Linked DNA regions of Homo sapiens: all the other regions are linked to region 3. The links are chromatin loops, found by intact Hi-C in ENCODE. Cell type or tissue: endothelial cell of umbilical vein. All regions are shown on one strand. Each heading gives the region's core, and the rest is flanking DNA. Links, peaks and the distances in the headings are about the cores only.

Evidence for each region. Hi-C counts contacts between places; a loop is a spot of excess contacts. Peaks named below come from ENCODE experiments on the same cell type or tissue, not always from the same donor. Only the 100,000 strongest peaks of a DNase experiment are listed, where the experiment ranks them.
Region 1: it touches region 3 in a loop (4-fold over the local background); 2 of 110 quality-filtered maps call a loop at or near these places.
Region 2: it touches region 3 in a loop (4-fold over the local background); 2 of 110 quality-filtered maps call a loop at or near these places.
Region 4: it touches region 3 in a loop (12-fold over the local background); 74 of 110 quality-filtered maps call a loop at or near these places.
Region 5: a loop joins it to region 3, with 2.8 times the contacts of the local background. A loop is called at or near these places in 3 of 110 quality-filtered maps.

Annotation. Positions count from the first base shown.
Region 1 is chr15:35,305,876-35,311,891 of GRCh38, reverse strand. It overlaps a transcript of DPH6 not described here. Among named protein-coding and RNA genes, the nearest start is that of MIR3942, 63 kb to the left of the region's middle. RefSeq lists a silencer at 2,830-3,124. In endothelial cell of umbilical vein, for the core only: no CTCF peak of the experiment used is centred there; DNase peaks (open chromatin) are centred at 2,961, 5,081 and 5,441; H3K27ac peaks cover 3,144 bases.
Region 2 is chr15:34,719,639-34,725,654 of GRCh38, reverse strand. LOC124903463 (a long non-coding RNA gene) reads right to left here and starts at 3,592. Exons shown (of 2, transcript XR_007064579.1): 1 at 3,418-3,592; 2 at 792-2,121. RefSeq lists an enhancer at 3,486-3,987. In endothelial cell of umbilical vein, for the core only: no CTCF peak of the experiment used is centred there; DNase peaks (open chromatin) are centred at 3,054 and 3,564; H3K4me3 peaks cover 662 bases; H3K27ac peaks cover 632 bases.
Region 3 is chr15:34,618,949-34,624,964 of GRCh38, reverse strand. No RefSeq gene overlaps it. Among named protein-coding and RNA genes, the nearest start is that of LINC02252, 34 kb to the left of the region's middle. In endothelial cell of umbilical vein, for the core only: a CTCF peak has its summit at 3,121; DNase peaks (open chromatin) are centred at 3,074 and 3,934; H3K27ac peaks cover 1,834 bases.
Region 4 is chr15:34,917,120-34,923,135 of GRCh38, reverse strand. AQR (aquarius intron-binding spliceosomal factor) reads left to right here. Exons shown (of 35, transcript NM_014691.3): 14 at 2,702-2,804; 15 at 4,758-4,878. Among named protein-coding and RNA genes, the nearest start is that of AQR, 50 kb to the left of the region's middle. In endothelial cell of umbilical vein, for the core only: a CTCF peak has its summit at 2,722 (motif pointing right); a DNase peak (open chromatin) is centred at 2,715.
Region 5 is chr15:35,441,325-35,447,340 of GRCh38, reverse strand. All of the region lies in intron 5 of DPH6 (diphthamine biosynthesis 6), which reads left to right. Among named protein-coding and RNA genes, the nearest start is that of MIR3942, 72 kb to the right of the region's middle. In endothelial cell of umbilical vein, for the core only: a CTCF peak has its summit at 2,546 (motif pointing right); a DNase peak (open chromatin) is centred at 2,550.

The sequences.
Region 1 (6,016 bases), core at 457-5,456, 690 kb before region 3:
ACCTCCCACACAGTGCAGAAATGTTTTCTGCAGCATCCTTGGCATATGCTCATCCGGTCTCAATTTGGATATCTTCAGCAAAGGAGCTCATCATTTCCTGAAACAATCCATTCTGTTGGACAACTCTATTTTAAAAATCCTTATGTTGAGCTAAAATATGCCTCTTTGTAACTTATACTCATTTAATCATTGTTTCAAGTTTTCCTTCTGGAATAAGTCAAAACAAGAGAACATTTCAGATAACTGTACTTAAAGCAGATCTTAATGCCATTCCTGTCTCTCTCGCTCTCTGTGTGTATGTCTTTTTTTCTTTCTTGTCCCAAAGCATTGAACGTAAATTTCTAAACTTGGATTAATAGTCATAAGGAGGGCATCTATTTGGTAATAATTTTTAAATTAGCTTTATTGTAGACAAATTCCTCTGATATTTGAAGACAGAAATTTTTTTGTAATTATCTTGAATTATATTTTTGTATAGAAAAAAGAGTAAGAAGACTGCCATTTATTTTCAAAGATGGTACTGTATAACCACTTGTGGAGATGTAGAGGAAAAAAAGCAGTCTTCAGTTGCCAAGATGTGATTGAAATCTGAGGGGGTGCATTTTTGTTTTCAGTACTTGTAAATTGCCTTTAAAACCTGTTGTTTTTAAATTAATAATTACCATAATCATATGGCACCTAATGTTTATTGAGTACTACGTATAATTCATGTATCTTATCTCTCCTTTTAGACTGAATTCTCCGCTCAATAATAATTCTCCAATCTCTTTTAGTATAACTTATGATCTGGTTTTTTTGGGTTTTTTTTTTTGTTGTTGTTGTTGTTGTTTTTGAGGTGGCGTTTCACTCTTGTTGCCCAGGCTGGAGTGCAATGGAGTGATCTCGGCTCACTGCAACCTCCTCCTCCCGGGTTCAAGCGATTCTCCTGCCTCAGCCTTCTGAGTAGCTGGGATTACAGGCATGTGCCACCATGCCTGGATAATTTTTTTTTTTTTTGTATTTTTAGTAGAGATGGGGTTTCTCCATGTTGGTCAGGCTGGTCTCAAACTCCCGACCTCAGGTGATCCACCAACCTCGACCTCCCAAAGTGCTGGGATTACAGGCGTGAGCCACCACACTCGGCCAATTTATGATCTAAACAGAACAGTGAGCATTAAAGAAGGTACTATTAGTAATCAGAAGGTAGTATTAGTAATAGTCATTCTTTTTAAAGCTGAACTTCAGGTTATTCTATCAGCTAGTACTATTACACAGAAATTTATATATATGTGACATATTGTTTTGAGTAGTTCTAAAAGGCATTCATATAAGGTTATTATGTCCTGTCCTGTTTATGATTTAAGCTTCCACCTACATCCTAACCCCTTCTTCACGTTCATAATTGCAATGTAGTTTTGTAGGCAAAAATTGCTACTTTTTTTGTGACCTGCCAAAAGTGAAAAAAGATCCTCTTTTCTCGCCCCACTGTTCCTCAGGTAAAATGAGAGAAGCCACAGAGCATGCAAGGCTGGACTGCCTACCCTAGAACAGTCCCTTACTGGCCCTTTTTAAGATGTGCAAAAAGATGGAGTTTGAAGAGTTAAAGCTGTTGTAATTATAACCCTTAAATTTCCGGAGCCTGGTTAGAGGACAGCATGGGGAATGCCTAGTGCTTCAATTATTTTGCAAAAATGCCATTTTTGTGAAATGAATCCCACTGTCCCTAAAGAATATCCATTCTCGTTCTACGTGGTGTTCTCAATCTGGGCTACAAAATTAAGTGGTGCTGATGGATGAGTTTCATTCTGATTTAATTGGTCTGGAATGGGTTCTGGGTTTCCAAGTGATTCAAATGTTCACCTAAGTTTGAGTCACTGCTCTAAAACTACTGTGACACAGGGGGAAAAAAAAGTTTTCTTCTAGGCCCAAAAGTTGTGATTTCAAGAGCTGGCATAAGAAAAGTGCTACTGACAGCCAAAAAATGCACACAGGAGGATCCCACTGATTATAGATATTCACATTTCAAGATCACATCACTCTGAAACATCTGATTAATTCTAAAGGTAACTTTCAGAAATGTGCCAGGCACTTAAAAGTCAAAGGGATTTTATTTTTACCAAAAAATATGTCTTTTTAACCTCAACCTGTGAGGAATCACTTTTAAGATCACTGTTCAGAAAATAAACAACTTAATGAATTAGTTCCATTTTGCAACATTTCATACTCTAGAAATTTCATCAAAGAAATGATTGGCAAACTTTGAGGAAAATTGGTTCATCTAACTTCCTTTTGTTAGTAGAGGAGAAAAACAGCATGAAATACTTATTTCCCCCTATGCCTTTTCGCTCTTTAAAATGGGTTTAAGGCAGTTACTATGAATTCTGTCTCTAAGAAGGAAAGTTTCACACAACTAATTTTCATTAGGAGTGATATGAGATAATTATCATACAAACATGCTTCCTCTTTTTATGCTGTCTTTTCTAATTTATGCATTGCCACAATCAGTCATTCTACCTGTGCTAGCTCTAGGATGGGTTGAGGAAAATATTTTTTTCACTTGAATATTAAATATTCTCTTTCTTAATGACCTACTTCATCATGTCCTTTGCTCTGTTTTCTTTTCCTGATATCATTTTCTTTTCTGAGAAAATTATGTCTAAAAACGGTAACTGCCAAATTATGTTTGACCCATTGGTTAGGCATTTCTGATTCTAGCTGCTAGAATGGAATGAATCTTTTAGGAGCCAGCAGCTTAGCTCTCACACCAGACACTGGTCCAGAACACTGCCAGAAGGCTGCACTGCAATCAGACTTCAGTTGTGAGAGTTCTTAGTTTCCTCACGCTCCTCCCTCTGTGAAGTATATTTAGCTGAGCTTGTGCATATGACTTCAGTTCATAAAAAGTTTACAAGTGCAGCTGGAATGCTTAGCATCTGATTGTTACATAAATAAGCATTTGAGAATGTATGTAAACTTGACAGTGTTAGTACCAGATGTTCCAGTAACACAATAATGTACTTTGAATGTCCGTTCTCACTCTCAGCTTGTTTATTTTGGCAGTACTTCCTTATCTGCTAACTTTCAGATAAGCATATATTTGCTATCTCCATAGTGTTGATCCTCTTATTGTTACATTCAAATTACATTTATTATATTTAGTGTGTAGAAGTACAAATAACAGAAGCACTAAGACCTAAAATCATTTTTACATATGTCTCCTTAAAATACAAACTATCTCAGCTCCTAAATGTTTATGGCATATAAAGAAGAAAGAATCTTCTCTGGGTATAGGTATAAACTCATTTCGGTAGGAATTGTCTTTCCAATTATGGGTTATCCAAGTACTTTTTTTTTTCTTTTTGGCCACCAGGCACTTAAATTAAGAGATTTCTGTTACTGTAAAAATTCCCCTGCCTTCCTCAGGTCTTCCCCACCCCTCACCATACCTGACAATTGTTTTGTTTTGCTTGTTTTGGGAGGGTTACTTTATTTTATTTTTGGTTGGAAATAAAAATTGTATACATTTATGAGATACAATGTGATATTTTGCTATACATTTACATTGTGGAATGATTAAATCAAGCCAATTAACATATCCATCACCTCACATACTTTTTTGTGGTAAATCATAGAAGCTTTTGACATTCTAGAGGTTTTATTTATTTATTTATTTATTTATGCAGTGACAGGATCATAGCTGACTGCAGCCTCAACCTCCTGGGCTCAGGTGATTCTCCCACCTCACCTTCCTGAGTAGCAGGGACTACAGGCGCACGCCACCACATCCAGCTAATTTTTATATTTTTTGTAGAGAGGTTTCACCATGTTGCCCAGTCTGGTTTTGAACTCCTGGCCTCAAGCAATCCTCCCACCTCAGCCTCCCAAATTGCTGGGATTACAGGTGTGAGCCACCATGGCTGACCAGAAGTTTTTATTTCCTCAGAGGTTAATTGTGCAGTTATTTCAGACATGCGGAAAAGTAGCATGAATAAGAATGATACTAGAATGTTCACATATCTATATATTTTGTACCATCATTCACCTGTTGCTGACATTTGCTCCATCTGCATTACCAGATAACTGTGCTCACTCATTCTCTTTTATCTCTCTGAATATATGTGTGTGTGTGTTTGTATATATGCATATATATACACACACATAAGATATGCATATATGTATATGTGTATACACATGCACAACACATTTTTTCTGAACCTTTTGAAAAGTAGTAGCATGGTCCTTTACTCCTATATACTACAATACCTAAAAATAAAAATTTCCTAAAAATAAAAATATTGTTTTATATACAAGTAAAGTTAAAATTGATGCATTTTTCTAATCCTTCATCTGTATTTCAATTTTGTTAGTTAACCCAACGATATCCTTTATACTGTTGTTTTTCCTCAGGAAAAACAGGGTCGGGACTGTTTTTAGGACTCAACCTAGGATCAGGTATTACATTTAGTCTCTTCAGTCACCTTTAATCTGGAGCATTTCTATAAAGCTTTGTTTTGCTTTTATAGCATTCAAATTTTTGAAAACTGTAATTCCATCTTTAATAATAGAGAATTCTTTGTTTTGGTTTTACATGATGTTTCTTTGTGGGTAGATTGAGGTGACATGTTCTGTGCCCAATACAGAGTGAGAGATGATGTGCTCTTCTCAGGGTGTCACATCAGGAGGCACACTATATCCATCTGCCCTCAACGGGGATGTTAATTTTGATGACCTAGTCAGAGTAGTGCCCAGTTTCTCTACTGTGTGGTTATCAGTTTTTCTCTTGCCACTAATAAGGAAACAATTTAATGTAAATATACTAGATTACAGCTTTTTAAATGACTTGAACTAAACATATTTTTGTGATTGTACTGTGCACAGTCATACTATAAAAGCCCTAAAGTTGCCCAGACTTTCCTATCTACTTTTCTTTATCCCTGAAATGCTCTCTTTCCTCTCGGCCACCTCGCTCTGAAACTGCCTTTGTTCTTAAGGGCCACGTGACAACATCCACCCAGTCTTTTTGCTTCCTGACTTTTCTCAGTCTGAGCCTGACTTCTGGAATCAGACTGAACATGTTGGGTGTGTTCTCTGCAGAGAGCTCTGCTGAGGTAATTACAGGTTCTGGAAACCATAGTGACCTGAACTTTACTGAGGGAGGTAACCTATTTGGAGATAAAGTCCAAATATGGTCAAGAATGAAAGCAAAAGTTTGAAGCCAGAAAGTCAATTCTTAGCCTCAGAATGGGAGGTTATGTAAGGCCCCAAAAGGGCAATCAATCATGAAATTCAAAGCCAAAATCAACAGGTTGAGAGACGTGGTACAATTTGTGTTAAGGCAATAGGTTTAGAATTAATGCCCTGAGGTTGATAGAGGTCTGTCTTTATGTGAAAACAGCTCTGCAGCAAAGACACAAGCCTGATAGCCTAACAGAGCCTGACTCTGCCCTGCTTTGGCTTTGAATGATAGAACACCATGACTCAATAAGGGGCATGACCTCAGAGAGGGTAGAGCAGGCTCCCAATAAGAGTAAGCATAGTGAGGATGCATGGTGCAGTTCTAGAAAGAAAAGAGCCAATTGAGTGCATCACTTGAATTATTTCCCTTGGTGGGAAATGTATTTTATTTCTATGTAATATTATAAAAAACAGTTTAGAAACACACTGTATTATAAACTTTAAGCTCACTTCCAAAGATACAGGAGAACAAGAAAAACATGCATGAAGTTAGTAAAAGTGATCTAATTAGCATTCTTATAGAATGAGCTGTAGATTTACTGGAGTCTTACTAAAGGGAAAAATACCAGAGCACCAGACTAGCACATCAATCATTTGAGATTGTCTGACAGTCTTGAAGAGGATATCCTGGCTGCAGAAAGCACACTGCTGTCTTAAGGCTAGGGGCCCAGGTCAGAACATAGGAAGAACAAAAGATGAGCAGTTTTGAAAGGAACCAGCTGGCTTAAGGTGATCCAAAGTGCACAGATGTTAAAACCTTAGTGTTCCAGCAATACAATTACCCAAAACAAGAATAACAGAA
Region 2 (6,016 bases), core at 454-5,453, 100 kb before region 3:
CTGTTTCAGTAGGACATGTCAGGGGACTCATTGATCCAAAATAAATCTCTTGAGCTCATGCTGCACTTCATCGCATCATTATTAGTTGAGAAAGGAATCTCTTGGCATTGAGAGTAGAAGCCTAGGGAAGCTTAACTCAAGATAAGGTTATTGTCTGTCCTCTCATATTCTCTCACCTTGGTCACCACCATTTAGTGAGGTCTGTGTCCCATGTTCCAATAGGAGCAGCATAACAGTACTTAGCATTGCAATTGAGAATATTCATTTTGGAGTCAGATGAATTTTGCTTGACTCCTACTCCTGCCACATTGAAGCTTTAACTTTAGATATGCTTATTCTTGAATATTAGCATCAGTGTTCTTTTCTGCAGAATAAGAACAGAGAACCTGTCCCATGTAAATATTGTGAAGATTACATATACAGTACATAGCATTGCATCTGGTACATAGAAGTGCTCCATAAATAGTATTAATATGATCATTGTTATTCTCGTAGTCTGCATTAAACACATTAGCAACTACTGTTGATCCAGAGTGAGTCTGGGATTCCCTTAGGGATTGCAATTTAATCTCATGCATAGTGTTCTCTGTAAGTTTCTTGGGGGTATTATAAGCATGAAGAACATAGGCACCCTCCTCTTAAAAATAGTAATTATGTTCACTTATATACAGACATCTAGACATCTGAGGAAACACTCTTTCTGAAAAAAAAAGTTACAAGCTAGAGCAGTATTGGGAGATTCTTAGGTATCCAAGAATGTACAATCAAATTCAAGTCCTAATGCAAAAGGATTTAGCATTGTGTGTATATTTATTTACAGAAAGCTGATAGCAAAGTTTATTCATTGTGATCATTTTTGAGCCATGCTCTAGTTCCAAACAAGTGCTAGACTGCATTTACTGTCCCCCAGTTTCTCTGTGACAGTTCCAAGTCAGCCCTTACTGGAATGCCAGAGCTTGAAGGCAAAGAGTTTGAATCCCCTGATGCCAGGTTATTCTTGGCAATAACCCACTTTGGCCCAGATAGACTCATGAGGCTCTGTCCTCTTTATTTGGGACTGGAACCAGGAGAGAGTTATTCTGTGTAGAGTAATGTAGGCATGGAGATCTCACCTGGGGACACTCAGGGGCGCCCCTGCAGATAATGAAGGGGCAGGATGGGATCACTGTGATATTTAAACTATTTTCTTTAAATAACAGAATCTTTTTTTAAAAAAAATCAAGCAATGAATTACCCCCAATATATAAAACAAATACCAGTCCTTTGTTCTGATTGATAAGTATGCATGTGTGCATAAGGGACTTTTGGAGGCTCTGCTTTCCAAATATTCACTGCTATGAGTACTCATCACACATACATACACATATTCGGTGGCCTCTGTTGCTTGCCACCAAGGAATCTCAAGGCTCCTTTAAACATTGTTTAAAAATCACTGCAATAAATGATTTTTAAGGCATAGTCAGCTCCTGTTTTCCATGATACCAATGACCAACTATAGCTTCAGGTAGATAAGAAGGGGTTCTGTGTCTTGGAATGAGAATGGGATAGAGTCTATAAGAGAAGCCGAGGCTCAGAGAGAGAGAGAGAGAGAAAGCCTGTGGTTGAAGCAGAGAAAAAGCCAAGGGCCAAGGGAAGGGCTGAGTGTTAGTGGAGGTGGAGGCCAATCGCTAGGAGCAGACAAGGCGGCGGGGGACTGTTAATGAGTTCTCAGTCCTGAAACACAAGCCATTAGCCCACCCAAGGCAGTGTTTGACTGTCATCCATTTGTGGTCTGGATTGATCATTAACCTTCAAAGGACCAAATATACTTCCACATCCAGCTTGGCAAGACATTCATCTTGTATGGTTGGTATCCAGCATAGGCCCAGTCAGGAGTCCTGGGAGGTTAGCAGAGGGCAGAGGCCAGCAGGATGAGCCCAAGTCTCCTTTCAAAAGAAGTCCAAGTAGAATCCAAAAGCTCTTGGTCTTTCGAACTGTCATTTGCATTGATGAAGCATGTGAGTGAGAGCATTTTAGAAGCTGTAGTACTTACTCCCTACTCTGGGATCTGTAAGATATAAGTCTGACATTTGGCCAAAGATCTTCTAGGACATATCATTGAGTCTTAGAGAAATGGATGGTCTACATAGAAGCAGAGAAAAACAATAAGTAGAAATTGGGGCTGGGTACGGTGGCTCACGTCTGTAATCCCAGCACTTTGGGAGACTGAGGTGGGAGATCACCTGAGGTCAGGTGTTCGAGACCAGCCTGGGCAACTTGGCAAAACACTGTCTCTACTAAAAATACAAAAATTAGCCGGGCATGGTGGCAGGTGACTGTAATCCCAGCTTCTCGGGTAGCTGAGGCTGGAGAATTGCTTGAACCCAGGAGGTGGAGGTTGCAGTGAGCCGAGATTGCACCACTGCACCCCAGCCTGGGAGACAAGAGAAAAACTCTGTCTCAAAAAAAAAAGAAAAGAAAAGAAAAAAAAAGAAATTGGGTTAGGCAGACATGTTAGAAGGATTACAAAATTAAAAAATTTGGGGGAAATAATCCCAACCACTTTTAAAACGAAGCCAAGAATACCCACAAAAATAGAGACAATCGTTTACCCTTCTAAATGTCATCCTAACATCCCTCTCAGATATTTAAAGCTTTGGTATAAACATATCAAAACACTGTATACTGCAAATAGATACAATTTGTATTTGTTAATTGTACCCTAATAAAGCTAGGGGGAAAACATACCCTAAAAATTAATCAAGCAAGCAGACTTTAGATTTGTTAAATTTTCTGGCAGAATCTCTAATATAACCTGCAAAATGCTCTTCTCCGTGACCCAAAATATGCTTCTGTCCCTGGAAGGGACTGATACCTCCAAAGGAGTGTTGTAATGTCACTGAGTCTGATTTTTAAAGAGCAATTGCAAAATTGGGCTTTCTAACCCACAGTATCTAACTACTGTTTTTCCTTCTTTTTCCTCTCCTCCCTGGCACAGCTAGAGGGTGCAATCTGGGAATGAATCACTGGGCTGCTCTGTCCCAGTCCAGTGTAAGCAGGAGATCAAACGGTCAAAAGATTATGGGAGTGGGGCTGGCCGGCCAGGCCATAATCTCCATAAGGTCACAGAAGTGCTGCTTTCACATCAAAAAATTAGACTTCCGGCCCCTAAAATTCCCTGAGACTGAGTGGATTTCCTTTTCCTAATTGAGAGGCCGGGGTGGTAATTTATTCCAGCCCCCAGTTCCACCGTGGAGTGGACTGGGGAGTGGATTTAGCAGAAAGATTCTGGGGCAAGTGGAGTGGCGGGGAGGCTGGAGGGTGGAGTGAGAGGTAAGAAGCGGATTGGATTTGTAAGGAAAGTGGGGTAATTGAAGTGACTTTCTGGATTCTAAACATAGCCTAAGCAAGAAAATTGGGTTTCTCAGAATGGCCCACCCAAGACATTCCATCGGCTCCGGCCAGTCTAGTTTTGAAACGCCTAAGGCGTCAACAGGGAGCGGCTGTCTGGGTTCAGCTCCTCTCTTCTCATTAGGGAGCAGGGTGGGGTGGAGCGCAGGGTGCTGGCGGCCTGCGTGAGCGCCAGCCCTGCACGCTGCCTCCGCCGGCGCCCAGCATCTGCTCGCGCCGCCTGCCCAGAATAGAACGTCTCATTGTGATGGATTAATCCTTTGGCTCCGGTCCTGCCCGGGTCACCAGCTCAGCCTGCGCCCGCCGAGTGCTGGGGCGGGGGGGGGGGGTGGACAAAGGGCACTTTAACTCATTCAGCACATTCCCTCTTCTCTCCTGCAGAAGGGCCCTCTCCAGTTGCGCGGCCCTTGTATAGAAGCAGAGATGGTCTTGCAAGGTGGCGGCGCCTCCAACAAGGGGACTGTTTGCTTCCTTTTAATTGGTTCATGGACTCCTGGGGGCGGAGAACCAAATTAAGGGAGATCTTTTCCTTTTTCTGATCCCTCTGAATATTTAATTTCTACTTCTTGTTTAACCTCTCTGTATTTATTTTAATTTCCTCATCTGTAAAAGGGGGGTAATGATTTTACTTACCTCATAGGACCATTACTATGATTAAATGAGTTAATACATACAAAGTGCTTTCGACTTCACAAAAGGACAAATATTGTACCAGTCCACTTATATAAGTTTCTGGTGTCGTCAAATTCATAGAGAAATAGAAAGGTGTTTGCAAGGGACCCGGGGGAAGAAGGAAATAGGGATTACTGTTAAATGGGCGCAGTTTCAGTTTGGGAAGATAAAAAGTTGTGGAAATGGATAATGGTGATGGTTGCACCACAAGGTGAATGTACTTAATGTCACTGAACTGCACACTTAAAAATGGTTAAGGTGCTAAAAGGTTATGTGTATTTTTTCACAATAAAACAAATACACACACATACACACACAATGTGCCAGGTATATAATAGGCGCTATATAAAGGTTGGCTATTGTTTATTATTATTATTCACTTTAGATACTTATTATTTCCCACTTCATTTGATAAGTTTTTACGTCTATATCTTTTCTCCCAAAAAAGCCTCTTGTTCATGCATTAGAGTTTCTGTACCTCACTTAACATAGCAATCTTGATCTTGGGCAGCTCCAATCCATCCACAAGAAATGAATAAATGAATGAATGAATGAGTGAGTGAATGTGTTGGACCAGGAAATAGAATATCCCAAAGTAACTTATGTAGCCCTTAACCTTCTGACTGATCGAGGAGACAGTGCCCTCCATCAGTGGATAGTCCTGAAAATAGCCCAGACAAGACACTTGGAAAAGCTCCCACAGAGTGATGCTGATTGCTGGCTCTATGATTTTCTTCTTGGTGGGTTGGCTCTGAAGCTTAGGAACGATCAAGGTCAACCTAGGAGAGCTGCTCAGGGACCCACCTTTGGGTCATTTTGTGTTTGGAGGACTGTTTGGAGACTGAGTCCAAACAGCAGGTACCCCCAAGAGTTTGAGCTCACCTCAGAGTAGCCTTGAGGTTCCATTCAATATTCACTGATACGAGGCTCCTAAGGCTGGCCCTTAAGTGACAGAGCTTTGGAGGAAGAAGCAGGGAGTTGTGCATCCTACCACTCATGACAACATACATCCTTTCAGCAGGGAGCCCTTTCTCCTTTCCTCACTCTCCTGTCTCACCCCATCTGGTGTGAGCAAGCAGGAGAGAGCCAGTCTGTAGCCTTCAGTAAATGTTACAAACCTAACTGTGCTAAGTTAAGAGACATTATCAAAATGACCCAGGAATCACCTGAAAGGACTGGACAGCTCTGGAAATGAGTGAATGCATCTTGTAAGCAAGGAGAAAACTAGAGGGATCCGTCTGGGACTGAGTGCACCAAAACTCTTGTGTCTCTCACGGTAAGCATTGGGCTATTTTTGTGTGGAATATTTTCACAGGCTCATTGGTGCTGTGAGGCTTCACCAGAAAGCAACAGTTCACCTTGTAGGAGACTGAAGTTAATTTTCGGGGACCTTAAACAACCTTTGGCCCTGGCTCAGGAGGCTGGGGAAAGAGAAGGAATTGAGTGTCACTGGGCAGCAGGAATGAAAAGCCACAAGGCAGATGATTAAAATGGTGGCTGAAAAGGGCAATGAGAAAAGATGAGCCAAAGGCTTGAAGATTATGAGAGAGCACCTAGTGCTGCTGGAGAAGGGCAGGGGGACAGAATGTGTGTTTAGGCTCCGGTCCCAGTGCCGCCATTGACCTGAATAGTCTGTGCCCCAGACTGACCTCCCACTATACACACTTTGGTCTTATAAAGTGGGTTTGGTTTAAATGCCCAGCCAGCTAGAGATTACAGATGAGTCACTGTGTCCAAAGGGTTATACCTTCTGTGCCACCTTGGGAAGGCACTTTCTGCTGAGTAGGCCCAAATGCAGCAGGTGACAAGTCACCTTGTCAGCCAAAGGCTCCCCTTTGAAGACACCCCATGGGGCCTCTGCAGGGACAAGGGCAGAGCAGTATGTAAGAGCTTGGAACGTGACCCTTATCTGAGCTGCTGTGACTTTAGCTCCTGTGGATAGGATTAGATGCAA
Region 3 (6,016 bases), core at 534-5,533:
AGCACTGCAGAGTAGTGGGGGGAGAAAAGCTTTGCAGAAAATGATGTGGGGCCAAGTGGAAATCAATTTAAATAGAAAATAAACTAAATGGGACTTGCATGGCCCTGTGTTTAAAATTCAATTCTAGGTCTCTTTGTGAAAAGCATGCCCATAAGGCTATGCGAAAATAATTAACAGCATATTTTTATTTCCTGGGGCAAAGACTAAATTTTAAAGCCCCCCCAAAGCACAAATAATAAAGTAAATGATTGATAAATTCCACTATATAAATACTGACAACATTAGTGCATCACAGACACCATGAAAATGGTGCAAATGCAAACCATAATGTAAGAGAATATATTTTTAAAAAATATAACTAAATAGGGACTCTAAAAACAAAAATACCACCACCACCACCAACAACGACAATGACAAACTCTTACCAATAATAAGATAAAGACAGGACTACCTAAATGAAAAATGGGCAAAATATTCAAGCAAATGCTTTATAAAGAGGGAAGGCAAATATCAATAAATTTTAGTAATAAGGGAAATATAAATTAAAATAAGTAAAATATAACGACAAACTCACTGCAAGGTTAAAAAATTTACAGTCTGACAATACTATGTGTTGCTGAGGATGTGGAGATGTCATCTCATATCATGAGCATATAAATTGATACAACCATATCAAATGGCAGTGTGACATTATCTAGTAAATCTGAGAGTATGCAAAACTTATAATCCAGCAGTTTCTCTCCTCAGTGTGCACTGTAGGAAAACATAAGCACGTGCAACAATTATATACAGGCAGCTCTCCATAATATTATTCTGAATAGCCCCAATGTGAAAACACTCAAATATCCATCAGCAATAGAATAGCTCAATAAATTGTTATATTCATAAAATATTCAGCAATTAAAATGAATAAATCACAGCTGTATACAATAATATAGATGGATTTTACAAACAAAATAGATGCCAGACACAAAATAATCCATATAGTATGGTAGCTGTTCAAAACTAGGCAAAACTCTGCTATTTAAGAAAGCATACGGCCGGGCATGGTGGCTCACACCTGTAATCCCAGCACTTTGGGAGGCTGAGGCAGGCGAGTCACAAGGTCAGGAGTTCAAGACCAGCCTGGCCAACATGGTGAAACCTCGTCTCTACTAAAAATACAAAAAATTAGCTGGGTGTGGTGGTGGGTGCCTGTAATCCCAGCTACTCGGAAGGCTGAGGCAGGAGAATCACTTGAACCTGGGAGGCGGAGGTTGCAGTGAGCCAAGATTGTTCCACTGCACTCCAGCCCAGCCTAGCCTACAGTGCGAGACCCCGTCAAAAAAAAAAAAAAGCATATTACTTTTTTTTAATGAAAAGAAATGATTCTCAGTTAAGTCAGGATATTGGTTACATCTGGGAGGAAACAAGAGTTTGCAATCTGGTAATACGCCCATGTTTCTAGATGGCGATGTTTCATTGCACTGTCTTCTAACTTGATGATGTTTACATAATGTTCACTTTATATGCATCCATTAAATGGCGCATATATATTTTACACTATGTGTCATATTTAACCATTGGAAAAAAATGTAAATTGAAAAAATCTTCCGATGACTATCTTCAAGACTTAGTTCCAACACATGAAGATTGACTCAACTCATTCAAGTAAAATTAGTTGTGTCCTCTTTGACTCTAAAACATCCTGTATTTATATATCTTATAATGCTGGCTTTGTCTTATTACGGTTTTACATGTTACTGCCCCCTGCACTGAGTTATTGACCCTCAAGGGCTGGGACTACATCTTTCCCAGTTTTGTTTCTGCAGGGCCTAACACAGAACTTAGTACTTGGTGGTGCTAAAATATCTTTTAATCAATGCTCGATCTCACCATGGCTATCTCCACCAGTCCAATGAGACCCAGCGTTTCATTTTTTGTATATATCATATTTTTCTCCGTTGAACACCAAAAGAAAACTATGCAGCATGGCTTCTCTACACAAAGCTAAATTTAAATAATCTTAGAACTAGAACATTTACATAATTGTAGCTATGATCACGTTTATGTAATATTGGGTCTTTTTAATAATGTCAGCTATGTATAACAATTATTATCATTGTTCATAATAAATAGAGATAAAAACTTGGGTGTTATTTGCTAACAGTGAAGGCTGATGAAATATTTGTCCCAGTCTGATTTGGTGGAAGTGGATATAGCCCAGCAGTTGTGATATACAGGCCCCTGGACATTCTGGTAAACAAAAATAAACAAAGGAATTACAGTTCTTAGGAGGAAAAAATATGGTGCTTGTTTTCAAATCTCTTTGTACCAACGGCAACTTAGAATAAACAACATATACATGTCTTAGATCATATGTGGTAGGTAATGCTGTTCCCCAGATGCCAGTTTCCAGGACAAGAGTGCACTTTTATCCCAATAATTTATTCCAATAATCAGACTATTAAAACACCCTTTTAGGTGAAATTTTTCTTAATGTTTCATAAACTACAAAAATATATACGACAACAAAATATTAGTACCCTGGCCAGGATTAGAAACACAAAAATCCAATTACAGTTGTTGTTTTTTTTTTCAAGAAAAAAAAGGAAAGAAAAAATATGTGAACAGTTTACATAAACCAGGAAAAAGCTAATCATAAAGAAATAAAAAAAATGTATAAAAAGTTCTTTATCACACAAGGTATGTTAAAGGAATGGGGGATATTGCAGAATTTTATTTTGGGGTGGCTTAGGGCTGACATTGACCAGTCCACAGTCCTATTAGTTGTGGTCCTCTATGGTTTAATTAAACGCTTCCAGAAAATAAAAGTGAAGCCTTTCATCTTGACCCTTTTTCAACTTTTCTCCTCTAAGACACTTTAAAAAAAAAAAACCACAATTATTATAGAACCCATCAGTTTGTATTTGATCTCTATTTTTTTCCCAAAAATACATCTCGACTTCCCACGCATTATTTCCTAATTCCAAAAATGGGTATCATGGATTGTTAAGCATGCACTTAACACTAAACAGGTTGACTGTTCTGGGAAAGATCTCGCATACTTAATTACCATTTTATTTCATCCGGTACAAGAATGCCATCTACAGACATGACTGCGCATTTCCATGAGCTTCTCTGAAAGAACTGAAAATAAATGCTATAAGGAAGGATTCCAAAAAATGTAGCTATTATCCTGATTCTTTTGTAACATTTGTTCTTTTTTGGACTAAAATAAGTTTGAAGAACAATTCATTCCCATTATGTACCATGAAAATGTTCTGTGCAATCCATGCATTTATAATCCAAGAGAGTTCTAATCCCTGTCGAAAGACAGAACAATATGTTGAGAGCTGGCATTGCATTTTGGTGTTTTGGAGAAATCACAAAATAAAATGGACTAGGTATATGATATGGGCATTCCTACAAAGTGTTTAAAATGAAGCTAAAATTCAGAATTAACACCGATGAAATAATTTAAATTACTTCCTAAGTTGCAATAATAGACTTCCAGAACAAAAATTGTTTATACTGGAGAGATGGAAAAAGAAAAATACATGTTCTTAGTACAGACACTTGACATCTTTTTTCCTTTAACTCTCACGCCTTCTCACTTGTGAGGCAAGTTTTAACTGAGCCATACGCAGGTTAATTAATTTACCAAGTCCACACTGCTAAGAAGTGATAGGGTGAAGATTCAGACATGTGATCACTAACCTCAAGTCTAATCCACTTTCCATTGTACTAAAGCCATAAATCTCAAGGGAAATCCTTCACAGCTTTAAAAATGGGGAAGGGGATTTGATACTCTCACTGTTCTAGGGAAACTTGCAAAAAGTGTCTTCTATGTAGCTTTAAAATACACATTATTACACACCAACTGCTAAGCCCTGCTGCACCGGATGTTTTTCTTGCAAAGACATACTATAAATAAAAACTGTAATAAAATATGATCCAGGAAACAGCTGGATGCTGGGATAAAAACACATAAATGACTAAGTAGTAAATTACCTTTCACTTGATTTCAATGCTGGGTGAATTCATCCTTTCTTAAACTAGACAAAATAGGAAACAGCAATGAGTGACCCCAACTGAGTGCATCCTTTCCCTCCCTGAAAGCAAATCCATCACATTCTTCCTGTGATGCTTCCCTACGGAAGTACCATCTCCTTGAAAGAAAGAAGCAAAACCTAGAATTCTCCAATTGCCATTCTTTTATGCATTCACTCAACAATACTTTCCAGTGCCCACCTTGAGTATCACAGGTAGACAGTATACAATTTTGGAAAAAACAAACACAATACTTGCACATGAAGAGCTTACAGTAGCAGAACGGTGAGGGGTTGGGAGGCAGGGCAGTCAACATGCAAATAAATTACACACAGTAAATCATCATTAAATATTTATTAAATGAAGCCTGTCCTTGCTAACCTAGGCCTTACTGATCTCTCCCTCTCATCTTTCTGAGGATCAGAACACTTAAAATTTTGTAATATTATCTAGCTAGGTAAGCTTCCCAGGGAATGGAACAATATGTTATACTCCTTTGCTCTCCTAACATAACCAAATACAATATATCAGCAAGCACAGTGTTTCATGATGTTCCAGGGGAAGTAGAGGAAGTGGGAGGGAGGAGTGGCATGAGGGAAGGAAGAAGAAGTAGACAAACAAAGAAGGAAGTGGAGAAAGAGGTGGTTTCATTTGAATTACTTGCTTTTAGGAAAAATAAAATATGTCTAACTCATGAAAAAATGAATTTTATGTACGTGGAAACTAAACTGAAATGGTAGAAAAACACAGATCTAGACAGAAGCACTGTTTTAGTCTTAAGTGAGAAACTGAGTCTCATTTATGGTGTGGAGGCACCGGAGGAGCCGGAGCTGAGCCTGGTGGTGTCATTGACAGCAGCTGGAGGGAGGATACATCACATCATGCTCACTAAGGAATCATAATGTCCAGATTTTCATTTCTTTGAGTCAGATGATTTATGTGCCTGTGGAGCAGCACACTACCACACCATCGATATCATTATTTTGTGGATACAATGCTATAAAAATACAAATGTTAGAAGAATTCAAGGAAAGAGAGGAAAATAGAGGAGTAAACAGTATAAATTGCTTTGCCTCACTTATCCACCAAGAGCAATGCGTGCTCTGGTTGGCTGTGGTCTCTGACTTTACTTTGTCTTCCAGGCTGGAGTGCAGTGGTGCAATCATGGCTCACTACAGTCTCGACCTCCTGGGTTCAGGACTCCTGAGTAGCTGGGACTACAGGTGTGCACCACCAGGACTGGCTAATTTTTCATATTTTTGTTGTAGAGATGGAGTTTCACTGCATTGCCCAGGCTAGTTTCAAATTCCTGGCTTCAAGTGATCCTCCCGCTTTGGCCTCCCAAAATGCTGGGATTAGAGGTGTGAGCCACCACATTCAGCTTCTTTCTTTAATGAAGGTAGTAGCCTTCCTAGTCATTCTATTGCAGGCTTATTGGTCTTGTAAAATTAGCATTGAAAACAATGGTTAATTTCCACATTCAGACTCATACAGTTCTTTAAACAATTGGAATGCAAGTTATGTCTATAATGTTCTTGAAATATTCCAAATGGCCCAGAGAAACTTGACCGCAGGTGTTTGCTACCCTCATATATAACAGCATTCAGTTAAAAAATTAAGTTGTGGCTGGGTGCGGTGGCTCATGCTGGTAATCCCAGCACTTCGGGAGGCTGAGGTGGGCGGATCACCTGAGGTCAGGAGTTCAAGACCAGCCTGGCTAACATGGTGAAACCCCATCTCTATAAAAAATATGAAAATTAGCCGGGCGTGGTGGCGGGTGCCTGTAATCCCAGCTACTCAGGAGGCTGAAACAGGAGAATCACTTGAACCCGGGAGGCGGAGGTATCAGTGAGCTGAGATTGCGCCATTGCACTCCAGCCTGGGTGACAAGAGTGAAACTCCATTTCAAAAAAAAAAAAAAAAGTTGCAGTAGAATACATATAATCAAAAGCTACTGAATTCCACTAAGAACTTGCAAATGAAT
Region 4 (6,016 bases), core at 719-5,718, 300 kb before region 3:
AACAATATACTATAATAAAAGTTATGCGAATGTGGTCTCTCTCTCAAGATATCTTATTCTACTATACTTAACTATTTCCAGACTCTGGTCAACCATGAGTAACTGATATTAGGGAAAGTGAAACCACAGATAAGGGGGGACTCCTATAATAATAAAACAATTTACAGGTGACAAAAGATTTGAACAGACACTTGACCAAAGTAGGTAGATAGATGTCAATAAGCCCATGGAAAGATGCTTAACATGTTTAGTCATTGGGGAAATGCAAATTTAAACCATAAGAAGATACTACATACCTATTAGAATTTGTTTTTTTTTTAATGGATAAGGCCAGGCACAATGGTTCACGTCTGTGATTCCAGCACTTTGGGAGGCTGAGGTGGAAGGATGACTTGTCTACTAAAAATCAAAACAATTAGCCAGGCGTGGTGGCACATGCTTGTAATCCCAGCTACTCAGGAGGCTGAGATAGGAGGATTGCTTGAGCCCAGGAGATCGAGGCCGCAGTGAGCTATATCTTGCCACTGTACTTCAGCCTGGATGACAGAGTAAGACCCTGTCTCAACAAAACCAAAAAAACAAAAAACAACCCCAAAACGGATAATATTGACTCTTGGCAAGGATGTGGAGCAATTGGAATTCTCATAATTGCTGGTGGGAATTCAAAGTGGGATAGCCACTTTGGAAAAATTTGAGTTTCTTATAAAGGTAAACATGAACTTAACATTATGATCCAGTATTTTCCACTTACAGATATATTCAAGAAAAGTGAAAACTTATGTTCACACAAAAATATGTACAAAAATGAATATAGTTGCTTTATTCAAAATCGTCAAAAACTGGACTACACAAATATCCCACAACTGTTGAATGAATAAACATACTGTGATACAGCCGTATCATGAAATACTGCTCAGCAACGTAAAGGAACCAACTACAGATAAATATACAGTGTGGGTGAATCTCAAATGCTCAAATGCATTATGCTAAGTAAAAGCAGCCATTCAAAAGGCTACCTACCTAAGACCAGGCATGGTGGCTCACACCTGTAATCCCAGCACTTTGGGAGGCCAAGGCAGGCAGATCACTTGAGCTTAGGAGTTTGAGACCAGCCTGGGCAACATGGTGAAACCTCGTCTCTACCAAAAATACAAAAATTTAGCCGAGTGTGGTGGTGGGCACCTGTGGTTCCACCTATTCGGGAGGCTGAGGTGGGAGGATTGCTTAAGCCCGGGAGGTGGAGGTAACAGTGAGCTGAGATCATGCCACTGCACTCCAGTCTGGGCAACAGAGTGAGACTCGTCTCAAAAAACAAGCAAGAAAAAAGACTACCTAATGTGTGATTCCATTTATTTGACCTCCTGGAAAAGATAAAATTACAAATAGAAAACTGATTATGGTTGCTGGGCTGGGATGGAGAGGAGGATTTGCTATAAATTAGCATAAGGGATTTTGGGGAGGTGATGAAACCAGTTAAATAGTGGAAAGCTATGAAGCTCATGGTGGCAAATACCAGTTTTCCAAAATTCTAATTTTTCACGTTCACATGGAAGTTCAAATTTTATCATTGACAGCAAATACTGATAGTTGTTTTCCTTGAAATTATAGTCTTATTTCATTCAAAATTTGAAATTTGAAAAAAAATTGGCCATTTGTCCAAGGCTGGTATAAACAGTTTGTCATTTTTTTTTTTTTTTTTTTTGAGATGGAGTCTCGCTCTTTTGCCCAGGCTGGAGTGCAGTGGTGCAATCTCGGCTCACTGCAACCTCTGCCTCCTGGGTTTAAGCGATTCTCCTGCCTCAGCCTCCTGAGTAGCTGGGACTACAGGCGCTCACCACCACGCCTGGCTAATTTTCGTATTTTTAGTAGAGACGGGGTTTCACCATATTGTCCAGGCTGATCTCAAACTCCTGACCTTGTGATCCGCCCACCTCGGCCTCAAAGTACTGGGATTACAGGTGTGAGACACTGCACCCGGTCCAACAGTTTGTTGTTTTTTAAAGTAAAAGTTGTGTGCAAAATATGTACTTCCCATTTTGTCACAGAATTTAAAATAAAACAGGTACTCGAGTCCAAATTTAATAGTATTAATTTTTTTTTACTGCTTCATCAAGGACATTCTTAAATAAAACTGTGAAACAATGTCTTAGTATTGTTATTATTATTGTTATTATTTTTGAGACGGAGTCTCGCTTTGTCGCCCAGGCTGGAGTACAGTGGCGCGATCTCGGCTCACTGCAAGCTCCGCCTCCCGGGTTCACGCCATTTTCCTGCCTCAGCCTCCCGAGTAGCTGGGACTACAGGCGCCCGCCACCACGCCCGGCTAATTTTTTGTATTTTTAGTAGAGACGGAATTTCACCATGTTAGCCAGCATAGTCTCGATCTCCTGACCCCGGGATCTGCCTGCCTCGGCCTCCCAAAGTGCTGAGATTACAGGCCTGAGCCACCTTGCCCTGCCGGTATTAATATTTAAAAGTGTTCTTGGGGACTGCCCAGAAGGATCTTGGGTACAATGAGAGGTTTGCAGAAAATATTTTGAGAACCCTGCACTAAAGCCTTAATTTTCATTGCTGGTTTTTGATATTTGCTGCCCATGTCATAGTATTATATTTGCTTTTTTAAGCTATTTGTAAAAATACATGTTTCAAAAGTGAAGTGAAGTAAGTTACTATGAATAAAATATTGTTCTCTATTCTGCAGTTCAAACACACTCCACCAGGTGGCATCATACCTCTGCTTGTTGCCAACTCTTCCTAAAAATGAAGACACAACTTTTGATAAAGAATTTCTTCTAGAATTGCTGGTAAATATTAATGTTCTCTGAATTTTGCATGTGGTTTTCCTTGCCTTTTAAAGTCATTCTTAAAGATGTAGGTTCATATAGATTTTTTTGTGGGCCAAAGATTAGGCAGATAATTCCCATTTTGTTTTTGGAATTGTATTATCATTTGATTTTTTGTTTTCTCATCTTTCGAATTTCTTTACTCAAGTATTTTATCTCTTCGAACTACTTTCTGGATGAATCATTCTATTAGCAACTATTTATATGCAAATCACTTTCATTGTCTCTTTCAGTTCCTAAAAATTCCTGTGCTATTTTCTGACAATGTAAAACCTCTCATGAGTAAGGTTTTTGGAATTAATAATAACTCTTTGCAATAGAAAGAAATGAGGATTTTTTTCAGGAATTCTTCTTCTTTTTTTGTTTTTTTGTTTGTTTGTTTGTTTTGTTTTTTTGATACCGAGTCTCTCTCTGTCGCCCAGGCTGGAGTGCAGTGGCGTGATCTCAGCTCACTGCAACCTCTGCCTCCCAGGTTCAAGTGATTCTCGTGCCTCATCTTCCCGAGTAGCTGGTATTACAGATGTGTGCCACCACTCCCAGCTAATTTTTGTATTTTGAGTAGAAGATAGAGTTTCGCCACGTTGGCCAGGCTGGTCTTGAACTCCTGGCCTCAAGTGATTGACCCACCTCAGCCTCCCAAAGTGTTGGGTTACAGGCATGAATCACCGTGCCCAACCTGTTTTCAGGAATTCTTCTAATGGAAAATAAGTTTGAGGATAACGTTGATCCTGTGCCTATTAAGGTCTTGTGGCTAGAATTTTATTCCTAAAATTTAAATAGTTCCAACAAAAGAAAATAATTTTTAAAATGTATAGTGCTACAACATTATGTTTTGTTTCCTCCCTTCCCTAAAGGATTTCCCCAGGCTTTGGATTCTTCTACTATTCAATTTATGATCAAAAAGTTAAAACATACATATTGTTTAGATATCATGATTTTTTCTATAATTATACTATCTTCACTGAAGAGAATGTGATACATTTTAAGAATATGTCATTTTAGCATTATTAGATAAACACTTATTTTTCTTTTTCTTTCTTTTTTTTTTTTTTTTGAGATGGAGTCTCACTCTGTCCCCCAGGCTGGAGTGCAATGGTGCAATCTCGGTTCACTGCAACTTCCGCCTCCCGGGTTCAAGCAATTCTCTTGCCTCAGCCTCCTGAGTAGCTGGGATTACAGGTGTGCACCACCACGCCCAGCTAATTTTTGTATTTTTAGTAGAGATGGGGTTTCACCATGTTGGTCAGGCTAGTCTTGAACTCCTCACCTCAGGTGATCCACCTGCTTCAGCCTCCCAAAGTGCTGGGATTAAAGGCATGAGCCACTGCACCCGGTGTAACACTTATTTTCATATTTGAGATAGATTATTAATATTAAGGGTACACAGAGGTCATCATGGAAAGGAACATAGAGTGAGAAGACTAGGGTGATAGATTAATAAACTTTCCCAGATGGTATAGCTAGTTAGTATAAGAATGAAAACTATAGTCCAAAACCTAGAGCTCCTATTTTTTCCTACATTGATTAATGCTAAGTGTCATGGTTTTTAAACCCTTGGCATGTGCCAGGGACTTTGACACTATTTCATATTTCATTGGAAACTTGAGATGTGTGGCACTTTATCTGTTTTAGTGAAAAGGAAACTAAGGTTAGGAAGGTTAAAGTAACGTGCCCAGCTTTTACAGTACTCATAAGTAGAGGAGCTGGGATTTGAACTCAGGTCTGTCTGATTCCAAAGACCATTACCATTGGTTTGTTTCTCATCTTTGATCTATGGAGAAAATAGGAAAAGAAAAAAAAATCGCTTGTTGAACTGCTACAATAACTGATAGGCATGAAACTTCTTCCATAAATTATTTTGATTGAAAAAAGATGCTTCTAACCTTCTGCATGAACTTGTTTCCTTTATTTTAGGTATCTCGTCATGAACGTCGAATTTCTCAGATTCAGCAGTTGAACCAGATGCCTTTGTATCCAACTGAGAAAATTATATGGGATGAAAATATTGTCCCAACTGAGTACTATTCTGGAGAAGGTATGGTAAAGAAGTATGGATTCAGCTGTACAATGAAACAATTTCAGATTTATCATATATAATTGGCAATTATAGGCAGTGTACTTGAGTCTACTCTGTACATTAGGATAATTTCCTGGTGCCCAGAAGTTAACTTTAGAAGCTAGAAAAGATTTAGTATTTTGAATGCTTTAGCACTAAGGGTTTTTATTAAATTTAACTATACACATATCACCCTGTAAAAAATACGACCATAAAGCCCTAAGACTGTTTTGGTTTTTTTTGTTTGTTAGTGTGAGACAGGGTCTTGCTCTGTCACCCAGGCTGGAGCGCAGTGGTGCAGTCTCAGCTCACTGCAGCCTCAGTCTCTGGGCTCAAGTGATCCTCCCACTTCAGCCTCCCGAGTACCTGGGACCACAGGCGTGCACCACCACACCCAGCTTTTTTTTTTTTTTTTTAGTAGAGACAAGGTCTCGCCATGTTGCTCAGGCTGATCTCGAACTCCTGAGCTCAAGCGATCTGCCCACCTCAGCCTCCCAAAGTGCTGGGATTATAGGTGTGAACCACTGCAGCTGACCATAAGACTGTTTTCAAGGAGACCTTATAATGCATGAAGTATAGCTTTCATTTTGTCACTATGATAGGCTGTGTTTGATAGAGCTTTTGTTTTTCAAAGGCTTTTCTTAGGGGCTCTTTTGAATTCTATGTAAAGCAGGTAATGATCACCAAAAAAAAGACATTATCATTTATTGATAGTAAACCCTTAGTGTTGATCCAAAATGGTATTGCCTAGTTTGTTCACTTATTTCCCCAGATTTGGATCTAAACACTTTTCACGCATCCTCTGAGGATGAGAATTTGCCACAACTGAGTATATGCAAAAGTGCATTCAGATATACTTTGAAGGTATATTTCAAAAGAAATTTCAGGACTTTTTTGAACAATGGCATCATTAGTAGAAGAAATGTGACTGTTTTAAAGACATCACAAGTATAAGTATTGGTATATTTACTTAAAATGGTTAATCTAAGACATATCCTAGAGCCATAACTCCGATAGACCCAGTGCACTAATATTGTGCTAGATTTCAGAACATAGGCAGTCTTCATATCTTTTTATGTTCTTACAGTGGTTAATATGTTGCTTTCTCATGTCTAGG
Region 5 (6,016 bases), core at 484-5,483, 820 kb before region 3:
TAATAAGGTATTTGGTATCTCTCCGTGGTAAATACCAAGCTACTCCATTCTTGCTAAAGTTGAGTTGTTGTCTTGGATATCTCTCTCAAATTTGATGCTCACCTAACTGATGTTGAGAGAACACTCTGGATGTGTTTTCTGGAGAGAAGGGAAATTGGTGATGTATAGCTCTACTTAAAGATTCCACCTATGGCCTGTAATCCCAGCACTTTGGGAGGCCGAGGCGGGCGGATCACGAGGTCAGGAGATCGAGACCATTGTGTCTAACACGGTGAAACCCCATCTCTACTGAAAATACAAAAAAATTAGCCATGCGTGGTGGTGGACGCCTGTAGTCCTAGCTACTCAGGAGGCTGAGGCAGGAGAATGGCATGAACCCAGGAGGCAGAGGTTGCAATGAGCCGAGATCACGCCACTGCACTCCAGCCTGGGCGACAGAGCAAGACTCCGTCTCAGGAAAAAAAAAAAAAGATTCCACCTATGTAATCTAGAGGAATAAAATGGCAGAGTGCCCCTTGATGACTCAATGTAGGAGCAGTTCACTACAGTTACAACTCATTTCTTGGTTTATAGGCTATCCAGTTGTCCCTTGAACTACAAGGTGGTTAGGAGCACCAACCCCCTGCACAGTTAAAAAGCCACGTAAAACTTTTGACACCCCAAAAATTTAACTACTAATAGCCTGCTGTTGACCAGAAGCCTTACCAAAAACATAACAGTCCATTAACACATTTTGCATGTTGTATGTATTACATACTATATTCTTACAATAAAATAAGCTGGAGAAAAGAAAATGTTACTAAGACAATTATAAGGAAGAGAGGCCAGGTACAGTGGCTCATGCCTGTATTCCCAGGACTTTAGGAGCCCAAGATCGCTTGAATCAGGAGTGAGACCAGCCTGGGCAACATAGGGAGACCTATGCCTATAAAAAGTTTAAAAATTAGCTGGGCATGGTGGTGTGTGCCTGTAATCCCAGCTACTTGGGAGGCTGAGGCGGGAAAATCACTTGAGCCTGGGAAGTCAAGGCCTCAGTGAGCTGTCTTTGCACCTCTGCACTCCAACCTGGGTGAAGAGCAAGACCCTGTCTCAGAAAAAAAAAAAAAAAAAAGGAAAAAAAAAAAAAGGGAAAATACACTTATAGTACTGTACTGTATTTATCAATACTGTAAATTTATGTCATCTGTTTACAAAATGAATCATTGTCTGAAATTGCAGGCAACCACAGCTGCAGATCTTGATCTACAGAACATCAACTTTTTCTTATAATGTCATGACTTTTCTCTGCGTCTTGAGAACACATCCAGCATCACTAGTGGCAGTTCGTATGGGTCCCATGTTGTTACTCGAGGTTTACAGTATTTACGCTAAACACAATGAAATATATGCAAGAACCACTAGAGATCACTTTTTACTGTGATACACAATTTACTGGAGACAGAAACTGCTCTGCTCATGCAGAGATGATTAGCATCACATAGTATTTTAAGCAGACACTAGCAACACTTGAGCTCACCGCAGTGGCAATGTAAGTTGGCTACAAAATTAATACAGTAGTAACAATAGATAATAATAGTGAATTTTATGCAGTTATGATTTAATGCTGCATCTTTGTTTACCTTTCTCTCACCTGTGAATGATATGTGCGTGTTTTGATAAATTTCAACCTTTTATAATAGATTTGTATATATTTTATGGTAGTAAATGATAAAATACATGAACAGCTACATGTATTTCATGCATGCATGACATACCTTTCTCTTAATTTTTTCAGTATTTCTAGGCTACATGGTTCATATGTTGAGTTTTTTCAAATTGTCACACATCTCTCCAAATATACGTATTGAAAAAAAAATCCATATATAAGTGGATCCAGGCAGTTCATATTCATGATGTTCAAGGGTCAACTATTTACCATTCAGATCTCTTTTTTTTTTTTTTTTTTGATGATGATGATTTGACTATTACTAATTAAAGTACACAGATGGAGGATTCGGAACAGTAGGACTTTTGCACTCCTTGTGGACATAAATCAAGACAATATGTTGCTAAGACATCTACCTAGGTATAATGGAGAGCAGATTTCTACTGCCTGTTACAGCTTGATTTCCTTCTAATGTAGAATATGTGAATGTGAATGGAATTCATTTAAGGGAATTGGAAGACCACCTTGAGGGAGATGGATTTGGATGTAATGTAATGAATAAATGTTACTAACAACTCCTCTCTGGAGTTATGCAGAGTATGTTTGTGAAAAGCCTATGACACACCCAGAGAGAGCTGTATTTGATACATAATATACCAAATGACAATCTCATGATACTTTTTTGTATGTGTGCAAACTATTTTTCTAAATTGTACAAATTTTACTAATGTACCACAGTAATAACCCATGTTGTTGCTTGATGAGTATTGTCTCTGCTGTCTTGATATTCTGAAGGCATTTTTAGTAATGGTCTTGAGGACCATTACTAATATCATACCAAATCAGACCAAAATAATGTTCCTGAAAGCTCGTGATGAAAAGGATTTGCTAATCCAAATAGAGACACTAGAGGGAGCTCTCTTCCAGGAGACTGGCTGCATCTGGAAATGGCCCTAGAGGGACAAGAAAGCTTTAAATGACTGGACTCATAGAGTATTTAATGGAACATCATATTGGTCAACAGTGCAAGAAGAGGGCTTATACTCTTATGTAGGAAAGACTTTTAAATATTCCAATTGCTATGGAAGTTGTTGTTTTTAAAGATTCATTGCCAGCAGTTCTAGTAGCCAAGCTAATATTGAAGAAAGACTCTTGAATATTCCAATTGCTATGGAAGTTGTTGTTTTTAAAGATCAATGACCAGCAGTTCTAGTAGCCAAGCTAAGGATGCCCACTTATGGAAACACTATGGTTAGCCTAAATTATGGGACATTGCTGAACAGTGTGGCCTTTATATTTGTTCTCCAATGGCCGAAGTATCACAGATAAAAAGGGAATTTGTCTTTCTCATGCTACACTGATTAGAATTGGAAGGATAAAGGAATGACATTATGTTATCCTGAAGGGAGCTTGTTGCATAATGACATCTGGAAGCCAATAACTTTTAAAACCTATACTATGCTATGTATAATTATATCCTCAAGCCAAATGGAATCCCGAATTTATTGAACAATAATCTCTAGTCACTAACCTAGTCACTGTGACTATGAATGTGCATTTAAAAAGGTTGTTTTTGTTGGGAAGAAACAGAGAATGGTATTGTGATTCTAGTTGACCTCATGTGCCAATCTGGGCCAGAGTATAGCAGTGAAGGACCTGGAGAGCTGTTCTGATGGTCTTGGAACTCTACCTTATTTGTTAGGCTGCCTGATTACTTCTCTTCTTGAAATTATCAGAAAAGGTTGAAACTGGGTAAGGTGTCCAATTTGTTTGAGTCTGATTTGACAAGCTGTTATCTTGGTTTAACTCAACTTCATATTTATTTTGTATTACACTATAAAATAAATATCACATTGTATGTGGGGCTGTAGAGAACATATCCTTATGTTTCTGCACAGTTAGGACCTTCTGAGCAAATTTTACAGAAACTTGGGACCTAGGCTAAAAGATGAGCTTTAGAACTTAATTTATGACTGAACAGTTAAGTGAAAACTCCAGAGAGACTTACCTTTCTAGAGGTATCTGTTTACATTTCAAAGGAAGGGTTGAGACCAGGACCTTGGAGACATTTCTTGGGTAGTAAAGCTGGAGACACTAGTTTTTCCCCTCAGGAAGATTTATTTACATTCCAAAGTGTGAAAGCACATATCCTTCCCTTTACTTTTCCAAGGAAACTCTCAGAAGGGAAGGGACAACAGCTGCCTCTTTTTTCCTAAATCAGTACTCAGATTTATTTTTCCAGACCCCTTGCCTGTGGTAGATGAAATTACTTGCAAGATTATATCTCTTTCTCATCACCTTGCTCCTGGAGTAAGAGCTGGGGCAGAGAAAAGTCAGAACAGTATTATTTACTTATTCTTTGTAAGTAATAAAAATAATAATGTGTTCTGCTCCAGAGAACTCTTGTTGGGACTCAGCATACCAATAGATATAGATATTATATTAAAATGGTAACAATATATGAGACAATTTCAGAATAACAATGCTAATGCCACTACTGATGATATAATTTCTGAGAACAGTTAAAAAGAATTTTTTGTATGTGCTTTTATGAATTTCCCCTCTCATTTTTAAGAGATCTTTTTATCTGTATTGTCTGAGCATATAGCTACTATGACTACACATTCCTTATGTTTTAAGTTTTATGGAAATGTAATTAATACACTATGCATGTCACCCACTTAAAATGTACAATTCAATTTTTTTAGTGTATTCACAGGTTGTGCAATCATCACCACAGTCTAGTTTTAGAATTTGTGTTCCCCAAAAAGGAATCTCATGCTCGTTAGTAATCATTCTCAAGTTGCCTCCAACCCCTGCCCCACTGCTCCCAGCTTTAAGCACCATGAGGACTTTGTGTCTTCATATCTTTATAGATTTGCCTATTCTGGATATCTCATATAATTGGAATCCTACAATATGTGGTCACTGTGACTGGCTTCTTTCACTTAGAATAATGTTTTCAAGAATCATCCAAATTATAGCATATATAATTGAGTTCTTTTTGTTGCCATATAATATTCTGTTACAAAGATACGTTTATTTAGCCATTCATCAGTCCATGGACATTTGAGTCATTTCCATTTTTTCTTTATTATGAATAATGCTCCTATGAACATTTGTGTACAAGTTTTTCTTTGGACCTATATATTCATTTCTCTTGGGTATATACCTAGGAGTGGAATTTCTGTGTCATATGATAATTCTATGTTTAACGTTTTGAGCAACCACCAAACTGATTTCTAAAGTGGCTGTACCACTTTACATTCCCACTAGCAATGAATGAGGGTTCCAGGTTTTCACATCCTAGCCAACAGTTAATTATTTTCTGTCTTTCTTATAGCTATCATGGTGAATGTAAAGTCTTATCTCATTGTGGTTTTATTTTGCATTTCTCTAATGGCTAATGATGTTGACCATCTTCTCATGCATTTATTGGCCCTTTGTATATCTTCTTTAGAGAAATGTCAATTAAAATCCTTTGCCTATATTTTAATTATTTGTCTTTAGTGCATTGTAGGTTTTCTTTAATATATATTCTGAGTATAAGTCTCTTATCAAATGTGTGATTTTAAATATTTTCTCCCATTTTGTGGGTTTTCTCTTTACTTCTGGGTGGTGTCCTTTGAAGCATAAACATTTTTAGTTTTGACGTAGTCCAATTTATCATTTTTTTGTTTTGATTACATGTTCTTTTGATGTTATTTCTAAGAAATCATTGCCTAACTTGATGTCACGAGATTTACTCCTATGTTTTCTTCTAAGAGTTTTATACTTTTAGCTCTTACATTTAGATATGTGATTTCCTGGTTCTGTCCTTCTCCCACTGTGTTTGTATATATATGTATACACACACACATACATATATGAGCTCATCATTTTTTTTATTATACTTTAAGTTCTGGGATACACGTGCAGAACATGCAGGTTTATTAAATAGGTATACATGTACCATGGTGGTTTGCTGCACCCATCAACCCATCATCTACATTAGATATTTCTCCTAATGCTATCCCTCCCCTAACCCCCCACCCGCCAGCAGGGCCTGGTGTGTGATGTTCCCCTCCCTGTATCCAAGTGTTCTCATTGTTCAACTCCCACTTACGAGTGAGAACATGTGGTATTTGATTTTCTGTTGCTGTGTTAGTTTGCTGAGAATGATGGTTTCCAGCTTCATCCATGTCCCTGCAAAGGCGACGAACTCATCCTTTTTTATGGCTGCATAGTACTCCATGCTGTATATGTGCCACATTTTCTTTATCCAGTCTATCTTTGATGGACATTAGGATTGATTCCAAGTCTTTGTTACTGTGAATAGTGCTGCAGTAAACATACATGTGCATGTGTCTTTATAGTAGAATGATTTATAAG